Regions from separate parts of the Homo sapiens genome. Here region 2 is linked to region 1. The links are chromatin loops, found by intact Hi-C in ENCODE. Cell type or tissue: MCF 10A. All regions are shown on one strand.

Region 1 (2,500 bases):
GTGGGACAACAAAGTGACACTCTGCTTTTTTCATTTCAGCTCTCAGCCTGAGAACAAGTGTCTCTTTTGTGGTCTATTTAGTGCCCCATTTTTTCTCATTTTTATGCTTCATGATGGTGATTTTGTTGTTTAAAATGGTCCCAAAGCATAGTGCTAAAGTGATCCTAAGTAGAAGGCTGCTGTGTGCCTTACAGACAAAATATATGCGTAAGAGAAGCATCATTTGGGGATGAGTCACAGTGCTGTTGCTATAAGTTCAGTGTTAATGAATCAAAAGTGTATATTGAATAAGATATCTTTAAACAAAACATAATTAAAACAAGGTTATATATTGATCAGAGGCTCAAAGGAATCTAACCCTGTGTTTCCTGTAGGAGCAACTGTTTAGTACTTGTTAATTCAGTGCTCACAGCCACTTTATAGAACATAACTGCCACAAATAATGAGAACTGACTGTGTTTGCGTAAAATCAACTCCACCACTTGCCCAGCTGTGCCATCCTGGGAAAGCTTCTTAACCTCTCTGTGTTTTATCTTTATTAAGAGAAAAACAGGGATACCATAGGACCTACAGCCAAGGGCTTTGGGGAGGATAAACTGTGATGTTCCTGGTACAGCAACTGGCACACAGCAAATGCTTAATAAATAGGAGATATTATTATAATTATTATTGTCTGAGTTCAGTTTCTTCATGATCATAGCAAATTTTCCGGAAGTGTACTTTCTTCTATTCTGGGACAGTATCTGGTGCAGAGTAGGCACTTATGAAAGATATATTAAATGAAATAAGAATTCTCTGATCATATTAGGTGGAAGATCAAAAGCTGGAAGAAAGCAAGTTCCTCTGTTCCTGGTCTCTGGGTTTGATATTACCATTGTGGCTGGCAGGGGTGGGAGGGCGTGAAACATTATAAAAACTCTCTCATTAGAACCCACATCAAGACACTAAATCCATAGCATTGACAGACTGTTGACTCACCTCCCCCTGGAACCCAGAGAATGCCCAGCAGATGGAAATGTACCCAAGACGAAGAAGCCGTGGTATTTTCCCCATGTCACCAGGCGTGAAGCCAGAAGTGGATTTGGCAGTAGTATACAATGGGATTAATCATCTGTAAATAAGTCACCTACGTTGCCTTGGAGATGATTTTTTCATCTCTAAATGCCAAGTCATCACCATAAGAACTGAGGTGTGACATCCGTACGGCCTCTGGGCTTGGTATCTGACCTTGCATTTGCAAGTTGCTCTTCAAGCTGTCTTTCCTCAAAATGGAAAGCATTTGGGAGCTGTCCACTACAGACTATCTCAGGGAGAGTGTGTAGGTGGATTTCAGGGGCTACAACCATTAGTCCTCTCTTAGGAAGCCAGAAGTTATGCAGGAGGGTTATTGGTGGCACAGCTAAAGGAGAGTGTGCATTGTATCCTGTTTCTTCATGGCATCCTGATGAAGCTGTGTGACTCAGAACCAGTTAATTTCTCTGAGATTTAGTTGTCCTCATTTGTGAAATAGCATCTATTTTGCAAAGCCTATGGAAACTGACCCAGATGAAGGAGAAACTTAAGCATATTCTTGGTGGAGTCATATCGCCACCTACCCCTTCTTCTCAGGGTTTAGTAATAGCTACTAACAATAGCTAACTTTAATTGAGCACTTATCTTGTCCCAGACATTATCTCATCTACTCTCCCCTTAACACTATTGTTATTTCCATTGAACAGATGAAGGAACTGAGACACGGAGATGTGAAGTAATGTTTCCAAAGTCACATAGCTAACAAGTCGGGGAGCGGGAATTTATCCCCAGCCTATCTGACTCCAGAGTCTGTGCTAACGTCTAGCAGCTTCCCTTAAAGATATCTGTATTTTAACAAGGGCATCTTGGAGACAACAAGATACATGCTGGAATTTCAGGTGGAACATTCGGCTAGTGAGAAAGACATCTGCAGAAAACAGGCCCTGCAGCACGCCTTACCCATGATTATCTTCCTCTACTTGAGAGCTGACCACAGTGCAATCAAACTAGAACTCAGGGTTGAGAGCTGACCGCCTAAAGTGGGATTGGAAAATTAAACTCACTCATTATTTCTTCCTTCTTAAATAAAGGACTATGATTAATTTGGTGTATTGAGCTGTGATTAACTCTGAGACTTTAGGGTCTCAGAGTTTACGGGGCTGAAGTGCAAGGGCAGACGCCCCCCAAATTCCACAGACCCTCTCCCACTCCCCAGCTTTATTTTTCAGCATCTGCTGGGCCTTGTCACTACTCTTCCCAACAATTTCTGAGCTAGCTATAAAAATCTCCCATTTTACAGACAAGAAAGTGAAGGCAGAGCAGTTACATGACCTAACAAGATAGAAAACAACTAATAGATATAACTGGGATTCATATCCAAGGGTGCCTGGCTTCAACATCAGACCTCCCTTTCCCGACATGGTCACCCCAGAAGGCTTCCCTGATGCTGCAAACCTAGGCCTTGTGCCAAAAGGCTTCATGAGTCTGG
Region 2 (2,500 bases), 250 kb before region 1:
AAAAGTTTGAGAACCACTGGATTAAAGAATAAATACGATTTTCAATTAAATTTCTTTCAGAAGACCCATTCAAGAAAGTCTAGTTTTCCTGTTGGCTTCTAACACCTGGACTCAAGGCACAAAATATAATGTGAATTGGAAATTAGGCAATTGAGAGGTAACAGAATCAATATGGTTTAAACCAATTTGTACTACTTTGGCCAAAAGTTCACTTTGGGATCTAATGAATTTGTTGTCTATGTTAAAGAAATTGATGAGAAACTGGCCATCTCTGTTCATTGCTTTGCAGTTTGTAGACACCCAAAGCCACTAGAGTTCTGTGTAGTGAGAGGTCTCACTCTCTCTCACTGATACAGCACACATCTGTCAGGTTTTCTGGGAGCAAGCAACAGAAGCTGACTCTGGCCGATTGGGCAGAGAAGGAATTTATCAAAAGGATATTGAGAGCTCTCAGAATCGTCAGGAGAGGTGGAGAGCAAGGTCTGAAGGTAAACTTAAGGAGCAATGAAAACACCGCTCCGTAGAACTAGATTGACAGAGGGACCATTGCCCCTACTGTTGTCCCACTAAGCCATAGAAGAAACCACCACTATTGCTATGCCAAGATCTCATCCTTGCAAACATTGTCACCCCAAAAGTCAGACCTCTTGCTGCCATCCTTGCCAGCACAATGGATCCCCTGGAAAGTCTCTTTCCTTGAGTTGCTCTCTTAGAATCAAGGTCTTATAGGAGTGTGTCTGATTGTCCCAGCCTTGGACACACTTTCATCCAGTCTGAAAGGGAGGCCCAGATTTGATTGGAGTCTTCTGGGTTTTGCTTTGGAGTAGTAGGATCCACAGGGCTAAAACTATTCCAAACACAGCAAAGGCATTTAACAGGAGCTGAGAGGTCAGAAAATAGGACTGACGTTTGCCGCATATAGTGTATGAAGTCACAGAGTTACAGTTATGCAGAAAGTTTCAGAGTCAGGCAGAATTGGGAGTCAGTTTCAGAGTTAGGGTCCTGGCTTTATGGCTGCTAGCAGCTGTGAGATCTGAGGCAAGTCAAACTCTCAAAGCCTTAATGGTATCACCTGCCTCCTTGGGAAGATGTGAGGGTTAATTTCCTGGGTGCAATAATGTGTAACATAATATTATGTGTACGTAGTAGGAACCCAATAAATGGTAGCCATGAATATTATTAATTTTCAGACTCTGCCATAGACACTGCTCTCTAAAGGGGTAAGGAGGAATCAGGCACAAGGAGGCCAAGGGGCTTGACTATAATTTAAGCAACAACTCATGTCAGGATATGCTTCTGAACTCACTGATTCTGGGTTCAGCTCCTATCCCAGTTCCTGAGCTTCATTACCTCCTCGTGCAATCAAAAGGTGGCAGAAGTGACTGGGCACAGTGGCTCACACCTGTAATCCCAGCAATTCAGGAGGCTGAGGCAGGTGGATCACTTGAGGCCAGAATTTCAAGACCAGCCTGGCCAACATGGCAAAACAACATCTCTACTAAAAATACAAAAATTAGCCAAATGTGGTGGTGTGTGCCTGTAATCCGAGCTACTTGGGAGGCTGAGGCATGAGAATCACTTGAGCTTGGGAGGTGGAGGTTGGAGTGAGCGGAGATTGCGCCACTGCACTCCAGCCTGGGCAACAGAGTGAGACCCTGTCTGCAAAAAAAAAAAAAAAAAAAAAAAAAAAAAATGGCAGAAATAATAGAGTAATAAAGAAGTAATCCACATCAGTTGGTTATTTTAGGGTAGGAAGATTTAAGGTGAGTTTTACTTATCTTCCTTATTCTTTTCTGTGTTGTTTGAAAATTTACTGAGTACATAGTATTGAAAATAATGTTAAAAATTTAAAATTAGCAGTAAAGCTGTTTTTATCCCAGGAACAACCATCTGTCTCAATTTGGGTTTTCCTCAAAGCTGAGCCTGAGACAGAGATTTGGGAGCAGGTAAAAGGTGATCTAAGTCTCAATCCTGGTTCTCCAATGTGCACTAAAGGGGTTAATCTATGTGAGCATTTTCCAAATGTAGATCAGTGATCAAGAGATTGCTACCAGGGATTACCCAAACAACAGCGTCCATAGTGAAATGAGTTTGGGAGATGCAGGGACAAACAAAGGCTTCTTTACTGTGCGACTTCTCGGGAACTTCCCTCTGGTAATGCATATTGAGAGTCTCGGAGAGGGACTCACACAACCAGCCCTCCTTTTTATCCCAAGGGGACTTTGCAGGATTAATATTCTGGTGAGCACACTTTGGGAAATGTTGGATGATCTCAGAGGCCACTTCAGGCTATAAATTTGGTGATTTCTATGATCTCATCTAATCTTTTCCCCAAGTAAGCAAGAGGAGAAACTGTGGTCAAAATCACTCATCAAAACCAAGTAGCCAGTTATTGGCAGAACTGGGGCTCAAACTCAAATCTTTTGAGCCCCCATTTTTTCCCCACTAAACACAGGGTAAAGAAGGCAGGTGTTATGAATTGAATTGTGTCTCCTCAAAA

The links. Peaks named below come from ENCODE experiments on the same cell type or tissue, not always from the same donor. Only the 100,000 strongest peaks of a DNase experiment are listed, where the experiment ranks them.
Region 2: a loop joins it to region 1, with 10 times the contacts of the local background. A loop is called at or near these places in 3 of 110 quality-filtered maps.

The regions. Positions count from the first base shown.
Region 1 is chr5:159,580,665-159,583,164 of GRCh38, reverse strand. The region is part of intron 13 of LOC105377684 (a long non-coding RNA gene); the gene reads right to left. Among named protein-coding and RNA genes, the nearest start is that of LINC01845, 120 kb to the right of the region's middle. In MCF 10A, no CTCF peak of the experiment used is centred here; DNase peaks (open chromatin) are centred at 214, 1,064 and 1,444.
Region 2 is chr5:159,827,776-159,830,275 of GRCh38, reverse strand. All of the region lies in intron 2 of LINC01847 (long intergenic non-protein coding RNA 1847), which reads left to right. Among named protein-coding and RNA genes, the nearest start is that of LINC01847, 42 kb to the left of the region's middle. In MCF 10A, no CTCF peak of the experiment used is centred here; no DNase peak of the experiment used is centred here.